Regions from separate parts of the Mus musculus genome. Here region 2 is linked to region 1. Evidence: chromatin contacts called from ENCODE Hi-C data. All regions are on one chromosome and are shown on one strand. The core of a region is the stretch at or near the end of the contact, and the rest is flanking DNA. Distances in the headings are between cores, read along the strand shown. Region 1 overlaps Tbc1d14 (TBC1 domain family, member 14). Region 2 holds the start of Wdr1 (WD repeat domain 1).

What was found. Hi-C counts contacts between places; a loop is a spot of excess contacts on that map.
Region 2: a map of regulatory T cell shows a loop between it and region 1 (7-fold over the local background). The contact joins the promoter of Wdr1 here to the enhancer-like site in region 1. A Hi-C loop is called at or near these places in 2 of 37 maps with a recorded cell type or tissue (T-helper 1 cell and regulatory T cell).

Annotation. Positions count from the first base shown.
Region 1 is chr5:36,560,419-36,567,269 of GRCm38, reverse strand. The region is part of intron 2 of Tbc1d14 (TBC1 domain family, member 14); the gene reads left to right. Among named protein-coding and RNA genes, the nearest start is that of Tbc1d14, 19 kb to the left of the region's middle. Within about 2 kb of position 4,374, at least 1 of the 3 ENCODE cell types and tissues checked has a DNase peak (open chromatin) inside an H3K27ac peak, as active enhancers do.
Region 2 is chr5:38,558,814-38,565,664 of GRCm38, reverse strand. Wdr1 (WD repeat domain 1) reads left to right here and starts at 3,966. Exons shown (of 15, transcript NM_011715.3): 1 at 3,966-4,149; 2 at 4,464-4,585. The coding sequence starts at 4,134.

The DNA.
Region 1 (6,851 bases), core at 3,125-5,624:
TAGGAAATTTGTGGACAGGAGACAGCGTATGAAGAGGAGGTGAATTCATTTCCCAGGATGCGGTGCACTTTTGTGTGCCTGGCGCTGTTCTTTGTTTTGCGTGGCTGCCTTTTTCAGGCTGCACAGTAATAGGGGTGGCGTGAGGTGGGACTCGGGGCTGCCTGCTGATCCATTGGGCTGCTTTCCTTCTAGCTGCTTTCCTGGACTTTATTAGCTGCCGAGCAGAAGCCTGTTCCTAGTCTCTTGCTGCTAGAGTTTTGGACATGACTTAGGACCATGCAGTTCTCCCACTATGGGAGGTTTGAGGCAGAAATGAGGTGCAAGCTGTTTTCCTTCTCTTTGCTGCTCTCTGGTACCTACTGATGTTAGAGAGGTGGGAGGCTTTCCTGTAGGGTTGACAGTGTCTGTTTGCAGCTTCCTGGATGCTGAGAGCAGTTGCCATGCAGGAGAGCCCTGTGCTCCATCCCAAAGGCAGTGATTTTGATTGCCTGCTGGGTTCTTGAGTTCAGCAAGTCCAGTAAGAGCTTCCGTTTGCACCTCAGGTATATCAGTTTTATGTTGCTCAGGGACCTGTTCCTAGGGTCAGGGGATCATTCAGAACCAACTTCTTCCTATGAGCTTGAAATAATCTTATTCCTTGTGTTAAATCCATTTCTGCTTTAAATACCTAGAATTTTTTTTTTTTTTTTTTTTTTTTTTTTTTGTATTTTGCACTGGAAACTTACTGATTTAAGAACATGCTGGTAATTCTGCCTCTCTGTGTAGAAACCATGTCAGAGGTTGATTAACTTGCCACAGGGTTCAAAGATGGCGCAGGGCTTGGCTCTCTGACCTTTAGGTTTATGAGAGGAACAAGTTCACATCAAGTGTTGTTGGATGAATGAGAGGAGGTATACCTAGGTGTGGAATAGATGTGTGGCCAGCATAGTAATAGTGATTCAGCTTTATGTTGTTTGACTTATTTTCTAATGCTATGACCATTTTAGAATTAGCACTAGAGAAATGAGAGGTAGTGTTGGATTTATAATTAGGACTTTCTTACGCACTCTGCTTGCTGTTGTTCTATGTCTTCGGCTGAGCTTTCTAGGTGCACCATATCACGGGCTGTGGAGCTGCTTCTGGTGTGGACACACGCTTGGGCATTGCTGAGAAGCCTGGGAAGGAAGGCTGGCCAGTGATTTCTTAGCTGTGTCATGGTGTGCTGACCTGTGGTCTTGGGCAAGGCAGGCACTCAGGCTCGGTGTTTGTGTGCTTGTCCGTGAAATAAGCTGAGGTCTACTTAGGGGTCTGTGAGAATAAAAGAGCCATCTCATGTAATCAGCATGTTGAGCTCTGAGAGCCAGGCGGAAGAGAAGGGAGAGCATTTTAAGATGGGCAGACTGGTGCACAGGTCACTGGGTTAAATCTTCCTGCTGTGGGATGAGGACAAGGAAAAAGATATAATAACAACATAAGACAAATGCTAATAGACTGGAATAGGACAAAGCAAAAGAAGGAAAAGAGCCGGAGAGCAGGGACACAAAGCAGGAACAGATGCAGAGACCATGTATCATCCAATCAGGAGTCCTACAGGAACCCTAAACTGGGTGCCATCATATATATGTGGAGGACCTGTGGGGTAGAGGGAAAAAATGTATATAAATAAAATAAAAGTAAAAATAAACCTGACATGGACAAGGAACCTCCAGGGAGGCTGTTGAGTTTGCCGCCTGCTGACATCTACTGCTGGACACACAGCCTGCCCTTAAGAGGAGTTTGTTGCCCAGTGAGACTGCCTGGGAGAACTAAATTTTCATTTGCAGGTTGTCAACTGGCGGTAGCTGCTGGGCTAGGGATGGGGGCATGTGTCCATTTCTTTCAGTTCTTACAACTCAATCTGCTACAGACCTGTGCAGGCGCTCAGTCTCTGAGTCCATCTGTTCTCCAATCCTGCTCTTTTAGAGGGCAGAGCTCATGTTTAAAACCCGAGTGATATTCCTCTGTATGGATTTGACATAGTTTATCTGTTTTCTCATCAAAGGGCATCTTAGTTGCTTCCAAGTTTTGGCATATATAAACAGCTGCTGTTGTAACGATCCGTGTGGGTGTACGGGTTTCAAGTCTTTTGGGTACATCCTAGGGAATGCAGTTGCTTTACTGTATGATAAGCCTGTTCAGTGGTGAAGAAACTGCCTGTTTTCCAAAATGGCTTCACAGTTTTTTATTCCCAGCAGCAATGAATGAGAATTCTTTGGTTCTGTCCCCACATCTCTCTGGTTTTGTTTTGTTTTGTTTTGTTTTTGGTCAAGTAGGAAGCAGGGTTCTCAGCTGAAAATGTTCTGGTGTAAGTTATTATAATAAGATACCATTGCGTGGATGGTCTGGGCACACCAGTCCTGGAGGCTGGGAGGGTCAATAGTGGTGTCAGCAGATGTGGTATCCGTGGACACACCAAGGTTGTTTTGACGGATGGTGTATTACTTACTTTCCTTGTTGCTGTGGCAAAGAGCAACTTAAGGAAGGAAGAAGATAAGCTGTGTGTTCTGCCTCACAGCTTATCCGTATAGTCCATCGTGGCAGGGAAGTAATGGTGACAGGCGCATGTGGCAGCTGGTCATATTGCATCTGATGTCAGCAAGTAGAGACAGTAAGCCCGTGGGATAGTGCTACTCATATTCAGAGCGGCTCTTCCATCTCCCATTAAGCTTTTCTGCGAACACCCTTATATGTTGGGGATGTATTTCTGTGGTGATCCTAAATTCTATCAAGTTGGCAGTCAGGAGGATCCCAGACAGTCATCTTTAAAAAAGTATTTTAATATTTATGGGTGTCCAGGGCATGAATGCCAGAGAAAGGTGTTGGATCCCTTGGAACTGGAATTACAGGTAGTAAACGGCCCGATGTGGGTTCTGGGAGCCAAACTTGGGTCCTCTGGTAGAACAGCAAGCACTCTTGACCACTGAGCCATGTCTCCAACCCCAATAGTATCCTCACGTGCTAAAGGGGCAACTCTTTGGGGCCGCTTATATATGGATACCAGTCTCAGTCATGATGCCTTTTGCCTGCAATTCAGTACTGTCAACTTGGGGATTGGAATTCCAGCATGTAAATTTGGAGGTGGAAAACACAAATATTCAGGCCTTAGCCTCAGGGGTGGAGTATTGTGTTTGAGGAAGGGGGTGGTGCTGAGGTTATCCTGATGTGGATATTTGGGCAGAGGAGGAAACAATGCTGGGTCCTGCTGAGTGACTGACTGGAAGCCAGCTTGTCTGTGTTCCTGGTAACTTCCTCAGCCTCAGCTTTGTTTCCCCTGAACAGGCACTCGGGTGAGGCAGTGTTGTCATTTTCCTTATTACAATGAAGTAAGTAAGAAGTAGAAGTTGAGATGTGGTCACAGTGGTGAGTTTTGATTTTGTGCTGGGCAACATAGGCCCCTTGTAGGTGATGGACGCGGAAGGGAGGGAGTCGGAAGGAGTTCGTGGCAATTTTGAGGTTGGTTTTCTCTATGAACTTGTTCCACTCGACTGGTGAGTTAAGCTGTGCTTGGAGATGCTAGCAGGGAAGGTTGAGGACACACACACACACACACACACACACCCTTACACCCTTAAATGTTGGGGATGAGGAAGGCAGGATGCCATCTCATGTTCCATGTTCTAAGAGGTACTACTTGGCCTTGATAAAAGAGTCCCATGGTTTAAGAAGATTCCATTTATGAGTAGTACCTGTCTTTCAGGGGGAGGTTGGCTTGGGCTGGAGGATGGTACATGAATCCTGTGGAAGGTGAGGACTCTGAATAGCCCCGAATATAGGCCATGCAGATGCCCCTTTTCAAGGGCCCACTAGTGACTGAAGTGCTCAGGAGGTATATGGGCCATGGTTGCTCCGTGCAGAGTGCACGGTGTTTGGTGGGCATGACCAAGCACTGTTTCTAGAGAGGTCCAGGTTACTATGGCAAGAGAGGAAGTGAATGCTAAGAGGAAATGCTCTGGAGGAACACGGACCATCATCACGTGGGCACGAGATGCTACTTCCTCTTTTCTCTCCAGGGACCCCACCCTAACTCACAGCTGGTTGTCTACATTTGATGTTCCCTTCACATTCCCTGCTAGGTAAGAGCCTATACAGCGACCCCTCCCTAAGGCAAGCCTGCAGAGAAGAGGACTTACTCAGTGACACAGTTTCTGTGCTTCCCTTGAGAGGCCCCATCCCAGAGTCATGTATGTAAATGCGTAGCCCAGACAACTTGTTCTTTCCAGCTTTGGAGGTCATCTGTATGCCCCAAGAAGTTCATATCCTCAGTAGACCAGCTCCTGGAGGGTGCTGGGGAAGTGCGTGTCATCTCAAGCTCCTCTGTGCCAGGGCTTCCGCTGTCCTGGTGGGTTGTGTTTAGTTCCTTGGGTATTCCCTGTGGCAGCACTCAGCAGGTTATCTGTTCTGGTTGGAACCCTTCGCAGACAGCATGGGGCCTACCAGAGGGACTGAAACCTTGGCTGAGTGACTAGGATGGCTGCTCTCCTGAGCTTCTGTGGACTTGCCTGGAGTAAGGGCTGAAGAGACAGTGAAGCCCTCCAGGTGGCTGATGGCAGACTCTTCTTTAGTAGCAGAAGCTGTCTGGCCATGCCATCCCTTCTTGTGATATATGGAGAAATTGCTTTGTAGACTTGGTTTTCCTGTGTGCTAAGTAGAGATGGCACAGCTAGTTTCAGAGTCACTCTTCCCTAAGAGCTTTCCCGAATCACATCTCAGCTGATAACCCCTGTCTTTCTGCAGGTCTGGACACCTCCTCCTGCAATGGCTTCCTCCTATCTCTTACTGCTGTGCATACTTTAGCAAGAAAGCCTCTGGGATCAGAGGGCTCCCTGTACGGTGTTTTGCAAGTCCTCATCTGTGTGTTGTTGCTATGGCATGGTTGTTGAGCAGTGTCGACTGGCTGGGTCCCCTCTACTAGACTGAGAAACCATTTTTTGTTCATTCTGTGCTTGCAGTAGAGAAGAACTCAGTGTTTGCCAACAAAAGTCTGGATTCAGACATCATATATTTCCACAGAGAATGTTCACCTGAGGACCCAGCTCTAGAGTGAGCAGGACCTGCTTGACCCCACATTGATCTCGTTTGCCTTGTAGTCTGAGTGCATCTGCAGAGTGGTGATTCACTTGCTGCCAGACTGTAGGTGCAGTGGAGAGAGAAAGCAGGGTGTCAGGGAGGATGGGGATGAGAAAGCTGAAAGACTGTGTTTAGATAGGGTATTGGGGCTTGCTGAGCAGGGGGCATACTAGTAAAGATTGGAGTTTGGGTAAGGGAGAGTGCTCTCCAAGGATATCACTGCAGGAACAATGTTTCTAAGGCTGGTAGATGGTGCTCGCCTTATTTATTTCATATCTGTCTTGCAGTTGCTCAGGCCCTGCGTCAGAGCCTTACTAAGCAGCTCACCAGCTCCTGACCCGAGGCCCTCATGGCAGTTTGTGCTCACTTTGGCTGTCTGGAGTCTGCTTTGCAGTCTGGCCCTGTGCTGCCCAGTGTGTTAGTCATTAATTAAAGCCAATTAAAATAACCTAAGATGGAAAATTGAGATCCTCAGCCTTACTAGCCACATTCAGGCACTCAGTAGCCACGTGGGAGTCAGCCACTACTGTAATGAGTAGCTCAGATGGGTACATTTCCATTGTGGTGGGAAGTTCTGTTGCCAGCCTAGTTTAGAGGACAGCCTGTGACTTTATTTTTAAATTTGTCCCTTTGATGTATAAAAGTAACACAGAGTGACTGTCTAACCGGCACATCATAATAAAGGGGGTAAAATAATGAAGCTGAGAGAAACCTGCAGAGGGTACCATGCACAAGGCAGGGGCATGCTGACATTACTCTTGACCACTGAGCCATCTCTAACCCCTAAATATACTTTTTTTTTTAAGATTTATTTTTTTTCTGTATAAGGAGCTGTTTTCAGACACACCAAAAGAGGGCATCAGATCCCATTACAGATGGTTGTGAGCCACCATGTGGTTGCTGGGATTTGAACTCCGGACCTTTGGAAAGCAGTCAGTGCTCTTAACCACTGAGCCATCTCTCTAGCCCCCTAAGTATACTATTTAAACAAGCATCTCTTCTTTACAAATATGCAGGAACGCTTTGGGAATTATTATTCTTTCATACCTACTATAATTTTTCTTTATTTCCTTACAGACTTTTTATGAGTTTTAAATGTTAAAATGAAATAGACTGGTGCTGCTGGGATCTGCCTCAGAGGCAGAACACATGCTTGGCATACCTGGGGCCTTGGCTCTGGTCAGCACCGTAAAAATAAAACAATAGTATCAGTAACAAAAACTCAGAGGCTCTTTCCATGGCTTGCTGTCCTACATTTTAACTTCGAGAAAACCGTTTCTTACATAATTAAAAGTTGTTCATATATTTATTCATTAGTATGCTAATATATAATGATAATGTATAGTAACTAATGTATAGTAATAATATCTTTGTGGTCTTCCTCCCTATGAATCATTTACTTTCCTATCAATGAGGAAATGGGTTTTATTTCCGCAGTGTGTACTACAGACTGCTTGGTCCACATTTTAGATAATGTAATAGGGGATTGGTTCCCAGAACTGCTGCTTCATGAACATTGTCCTTGACCATTGGTCAGTTCTGACTGCCCTCCGCAAACCCCTTCACTGAGGGCACAGTGCTATATGTTAGGAGCCTTTTTTCTTGGAGGACGCTTCTAAGCAGTGAACACCCAGACTCTATTTTATGAATAATGTACATCTAGAAATGGCCGGAGGCTATTGGAGTTTGCCATTTCTTTGGCCTCTGATTAGTATAAAATGTTTTGGAGAGGGCTTCTCTCTTTAGCCTTTGTTTTTCCTGATAGA
Region 2 (6,851 bases), core at 2,717-5,216, 2.0 Mb before region 1:
TCTGAAATTCCTTTAGCGGGTAGGCTGTGAGAAGGCAAGTGAGTGACACGGAAGATAACCCTTTTCCAGGAGACTCAGTCCACACAGCAAACCTCTAGACTCTAGAGGATAGAGTCATCAGACTAGTTCTAAAGCGGCACCATTTCAGGCTGGATACAGGTGAGGACTGGGAAAAGCCCTTTCCCCTGTCTAGAATCAAGCAAGCAATCAAGGGCTGCAGGGAAGAGGTTAGATACACCTTGGAAGTCCAGAATTATCTCGCTGGCTTGGGTTCCCAGAACAGACAGGTCTCGCCTCCCCTCATGTATCCTGCTATGTGTGGAAACAAACGGCAACTTTCCAGCTGGGGGCTATAAGACAACACATCCAAGGCCAACTGAGGGGTGTCTGTGTTAATGTCCTAATAAAAGTTACTGAAACTAGCTTACCCAAGTCCGACTGACCCGTTTTTCCATAAGTACTTTTGGGTCCCTTCTTTAATGCAGCGTCTTTGGAATTGAATGCAAATTTGTGATATTTTATGCTGCCCATTTCCTCCCAGCAATCAGCAGCTTCATTTGAACTGTCTGGAAAGCTCTGTGCTCATGGGGGAAGGGAGAAACGCTGTAACCAGTGCCAAACAACACAGTGTGTGGCTTGTAAAGAGGATGACCTCAAAGTCTGGTGTCTGGAACAGCCCAGAAATAGCAGGTACAGGAGGCTGAGGTAGCCACGAGGTAGAGTAGAACCACACCTATTAAGCTGTATGAAAACCAGGCAGGAGAGGTAACTCGAGGACTTCAGGGGCCAAAAGCTGAGTAGATGGATAAGGTGACTAAGACCAGTTGGGGGTATCGGCTCAGGAGCTCCAAGACCAACTTCTCAGCACAAAGATGTATTTGCACCAGACAGACAAAGAGCAGGGAATAAAAGACAAAGAAGATAGAAACAAGGGAGAAAAGGAAAGGAACAGGGGCGAGGAGAGAAGTGTATTTGTTTAGGAAGAGAGCAACAAATGATTGCCTCTGGATAGAGAGGAGACAAGCTTGGCCCCTAGGCAAATGGCAGTTTATAAATGTAAAAGGGGTAACCTTATGTTAGGATGAGGTGTTTAATTTTAATTGGGCATGTTAATTAGGTGACCCAAAGAGGATTTTTAATTACTGGACTTCAATACTTTGATAGCTGGACCTTGGTAGTCAGCCTCAGGTGGAGGAAGTGGACACGTAAGGGAATGTACCTTGGTGGCTAGCTTTAGGAATGTAATCTAATGGGTTTGTAGCAAGGCAGGGGGGAATGGGGAGAAGAGCAAGGCCTGCCAAAGCCATGTTTACCATGCTCAGGCTGGCTAGAGTCCCTTCAATCTTACTGGCCACAGTGGTCGACTCTATGCATAATCAAGGAGCCAGAATAGGCCCAAGTGCTGAGGCAGCTTGGAGCAGAGTAGCAGTGGTAAGAAAGCACAGATTCAAGCTAAGGGCTTTCATAAACACTGGATTCAATGACGGACCGAATGTGGAGGATGAGGTTGGGTGAGGTTTCTGCCGTTGCGATGAGGCTGGACCACTCCGTAGTCAGTGTGGGAAAGAACAAGCCAAAGGAGCCTGCAATGAGGAGGGAGGGGCAGGCAGGGCATTCATCTCAGTTGGCCCGTGTGTCTGTTTGAAGAGCTAGCAGCTTTTAAGACTCCCATAGACAGTGATGGAGGCATCTGGGTACAAAGACAAAGTGGTTACAAGTGGCCAGGCTAATTTCTAGAGACTGAAGTCATTGTATGGACACATCAAGTGTTTCCTCACTTGACTTCCTGCTGGACAAACCTAGCTGCTTGACTCCAAACATTAGTGCTGGCAGGTGTAGCCAATCTGTTCCTTGCATGGGAACTTCAACTATTTCACACACCCGAGTGCCCCCTCTACTAAAACCTGGAAAACTTGACGCATGGTACATGATTTTTTAAAGTGCAACAGAGTCTGGATTCTGCCAGAGAGCTTGGCCCCAAAGTGTTTTGTAGGATCACTCTCAGTGTCAGTACCAAGGCTTGATGCACATAGGACAGCTATCAGCTTGTAAAGAGCTTGGAGCTGGTGTTACCCCAGCAGTCTTTGTACCATGCTGAGTGGGAACTTTAGTGTGGTTTAGAAAGGTTATCGCTGTTATCTAAAACAATTCTAGTAAATAAGAAAGTCACAGTCTACACTATCTTCTGTCCCAGAATCCTAGGACAGACCTCTTGCTTGTTGAAAATATCCCTAGCACATCCCTAGGACAGTGCTCGACCAGACCCAGGGAAAGTGTCTTTCATCTGCACAGTGCAGTGAGGTCGCTAGAAGACTAACAGTGGGACTGTTCTGAAATCATAATTGTAGTTAAGGAGCCATGTGTTGCTGGTGGGCAGTTTGGTGGTTCTATGGCAACATCAACAATGCAAATGGGGAAAGCAAACTAAGGACCCCAGGAAGTTGCAGTGTAAAGGCTGGGACAGACAGGTGAATCATTGAGATAGTAGCTGGAAGTCACCACTTTTGAGAGAAATTAACCAGGTGGTACTGGCATTCCTTCTAGGCACCACCCCACAGTTCCCTGCAACAAACAGGTATGCCTGACTCACTATAAAAGGGGCTACTTGCCCCTTCCTCATTCTCTTCTCTTGCTCCCTTCCTCTTCTGTCCCTTTTCTTCCGGATCCCCGCCCCCCCCCCCCAAACCAACTCCAAATGTTCATGGCTGGCCTCTACTCTGTCTTTCTGTCTCTACTATCCCCTCAACTCTCCTCCCCATGTCCTAAATAAGCTATTTCCATATTATACTGTTCTGTGGCTGGTACCTCAGGGGGAGGGGATGCCTCAGTTCAGGATGGGCCCTCAGAGGCACCCCTTTCCCCCACAACATACTGCACCTCCACCAAACATATCCCTGGCTTCTTTTTCTTTTCTTTTCTTTTTTTATATAAAACATAACAGGTGGGATCCCTAGACAAGCAATCCTGGCAAACAAAAGGTCACAGAGGGCAGGGGGTAACATTCATAGAACCTTAAAAATACTAGTCTATCAGCACAAGAGACTAGGTACTAAGGAAAACAGACTTTTCAAAAAATACTGAGGTTCCCACACAGGACCTACCGAGTACACTTAAACTCTTCTCTACGAAACCTGGGCACTCCTATAGGCTATAAATTCATTTAACTGCTAACTAGATGGCAGTTAAGATTAAGATAAGCTAGAGGAGAATCAGGTGGGTGTCCAGGTGAACCAGGAGAGTGGGGTGGGACTGGTCCGCAGGGTAATTAACAAACCTGGCTCCAAAGCAGAAATGGACTTTTTCATTTGCTGCAAATTCCTAAGAGCTCTCCTTTGAAAGCCCACTTTCCGGGTTTCCAACTAGGGCTTCAGAACTTTTCAATCAAGTAACCAGAGGACTTCATCTTGCCCTAATCAAAACCTGCGAGACTCAGAAAATTCCAGGTTTTGCTTTCTTTCCCTCTCCATGAAAAGAATTCCACCCTCACGCCCTCCCCAGAGCGTGTTAGGAAACAACCCCTGCCATCCTTAAGAATTACAGTTCTTTATTCTTGGCTTCTTTGCTACTAGGAAGTTTCATGCAGGAGGGAGAGGGAGTGAGACGGGGAAGTTCCTAAACATACCCAGTGAAAGGCAAACAAACAAAACCCCATACGCCCAGTGGCTTCAAGTCTTTTGCAAGCCGGGGCGCCAAGCTGGCGTTGGAAAGCTCGAGAAAGATCTGCTCCACAAGAAGGCTCCCGGTGCAAAGGCAGACAGCCCAAGAAAAAAAACCCTCCCGCCCCGCACCTACAACCCTCCGCGCCGCCTTTTCACGGGTCGCGTCACGTCACTTCCGGGGCGGGCCCGCAAGCGGGGCGGGGCGGTGTCCGCGCAGGCTCGTGGGGCTGCAGCCTCCGAGCCGAGCGCTTGACTATATATGGTCAAAGCTGGGGGCGAGCCGCGCCGGGGCCGCGCTTCCGGGTTGGGTTGTCCGCAGCGGTAGCGCGCGGGGCAGGCGCGTACGGGTCTCGGAGCCGGGTCTCGGACCGCCCCCTCCGCGCCCGGCACGCCCGGCGCCGCCTTCCGCGCTGTCCCTGGGCTCGGCCACTGCGAGGTTCCACTCGAGCGCAGCGCCGTAACAAGTGGGCGAGGATGCCGTACGAGATCAGTGAGTGCGTGGGCCTCCGCGCGCGGCCGCCGGCTTCTGGGGTCGGGTGCAGGCGGGAGGGCGCGGCCGGGGTCTTGCACGGCCGCGGGGGTGCGGGCCGGGGACCCCGGAGTGGGCGTTGTGGACTGGGCCGGCCGAGCTGCGGGAGGGACCCCGGGGCCTGACCGCCGCCGCCCGGGAAGTCCGCCGGTCGTGCCCGCAGGCGGCAACAGGTGACCGGCTCGGGACCCCCAGCGCTGACTGACTGCAACTCCCTGGGTCCCGCGAGGCCGGGATTGCCCCTCATGCACCGTGCCGGGTTTGTATCTCCCCAGAGAAGGTGTTCGCCAGCCTCCCCCAGGTGGAGCGGGGCGTCTCTAAGATCCTCGGTGGAGACCCCAAGGGCGATCATTTCCTCTACACCAATGGCAAGTGCGTCATCCTAAGAAACATCGATGTGAGTACTCTTGTGCCCGGCGGGGCCTGCTTCCGTCCCTACCCTGCGAGCTACCTTCAGAGTCGGGAAATTCTTGCCCTTCCGCCCCCTCACCTCCCAGTCAGTTGGCCTGGGGAGAGGGGAGCCACGCCCCTTCTGCCCAGGAGCCACACCTTGGAGGCTCAGTGGACTGGACTGGACTGGTGGTGGTGTCATCCACCTCTACCCCCACAGCCCCGTAGACTGGCAAACTAAGACTTGGGTCTCTTCAGTCCTTAGAGCCAAGGGCTTTGAGTCTGCTGCTGCTTGATCATGGGGTGGCTGTTGATTGGCCCTTCCTGAGCCCAGTTTCCGCATTGGGGAAATGGAGATAGGGAAATGATCCTCCACTTCCCCTGGCTGCCTTGGCTGGCTGAATGAGCTGGTCAGCTGTCCTAATGCTGTCTGTACCTGGCATAAATGGAGCACTTGGTAAATGGCCCTTGTGCTTAATCATCCTAATACCCTGGGCTTCCTGGTATGCTAGAGCCCAGGCCTACACACCCTGTCCTCTGAATGCCAACTGTTACAGACTTGAGTCTCTGAGAGGAAACAGGAACTAGTGAATTCCTCTGGATGGTTCTCTGAAAATGACCTGCTGTCCCCAGAGCAGCAGCTTTTTGGGAGGCCCTTGCAAATTCATGTTTTTTTCCTCTGGTTGTTGAAATGAGTCAGTCTGCTGGGCCTCCTCTCCATTTCCAGGATGTGGCTCAAATCTTGTCTCTCCCGTGCTCAGGCCTGAGGAATGGTGTAGGGTAGAAGCTGAAGGCTGGACTTAGGGCTATGCTTGGCAAAGGGCTGCTAGAGGGGTGGAGGGTTTGATTGACTCTTCCACCAAGGCTGTCACCTTCAGCTCCTGCACGCCAGGAACATCATTAGTCAGGTGAAGTAGCTCATGACACCCCTATCCTCCAAGAGCCTCCCAGCTGGCTGAGGGTAGACCCCAGTTTTTTTGTAAAAAGAGGCTGCAGTTTTGAACTGTGGTGGCTGCTGGCTGTGTCTTTGTAAGTCTGGTTAAACCCGACCAGTCATCAGTCCTGTGCTGGCTTCTGACCTCTACAGGATTGTTGGGCACCTCAAGTGAGGTGGAAGTTTGGGTATGAGCCTGCCTTGCTAGTTACACAGATTCCTAGAAAGCTGGCCCAGCCTTCTTAGAACTGGGGAAGCCTTCTCAAAAGCTTAACACTATATTGACGTCATAAGATTTTGAGAAAGTAAAGGAAAAATGGAGATGGTCGCAGGAGCTCTGTGGAATTGACAAAAGGTATCTGAAGCATCTTCATACACCCCTAGCTGTAGGGTATTTGGTTTCTGTCCCCTACACGTAGTTTCCTCAGGCCACTTTGTTGCTCTTCACTTCCAGTTGGGAGAACTGCATGGAGTGGTCACTCGGGTGCTAGGCCAGCTTATCCCTCGAATTTGCTGGCTTGGTAGTATCAGAGGAGCAATGCAGCCGTTGGCTGAGGGGGTGGGTTCGCCGCCAGTGACATGTCCACCAGTCAGTCCTTTCCAGGCTTCACTGTCCTCTCCTGGAGGAGGTGCAGCCGCTTCTCATCCCACCCCGGTTACGTTCCTAGTACGCCAGGAAAAACAATATGGTGTAGGGATCTGTTACTATAGCCTTTTGTGTGCTGTATGTCACTAGGCACATTCTGGTCTGCTGATGGCCTCCTGGTCCTCAAAGATGGATTCAGTTTTTATTAGGACAGAGTGTTGCTAGAGAAAATGAGATGTGAGTTCTCAGGAACATGAAGATGCAGGAAGGAAGGTGGTCTGCTAGGAATCCAAGTCCAGGAAGGCTGGCACCACATCATGCCTTGTAGACCTCTGACCCAGGTCACTTTTGGGGTTCTTGCATGCTCCTTTCCCCAAAGTCAACCGTGTCCCTCGACTGCTCTGATCCTCAGAGCTGCCCTGTCACATTTAATTAGAGTCCTATAGAATCTGGCAGACTCGCCCTGTTTTGCTCTATCCTGTATCTAAGCACCATACTGGCTGCCCTGAGGTGTGTTCTTGCTGTGCCTGCTGGCGCAGTTCTGACCAGTCACACACACACACATACACACACACACACACACACAATTGGCTCACACTCAGCAGCATTGCCCCAGTGCTCTTCCTTTGACCTTCCTCTTCTCTGTCAGCTCCAAGCTCCAGGCTCCCTTGCCTCTTCTCCTCACATGCTACCCATCCTCAACATTCCACCTGCTCATGGTGCGGCCTTTGCCCAGATACTCATCCTCCTGTG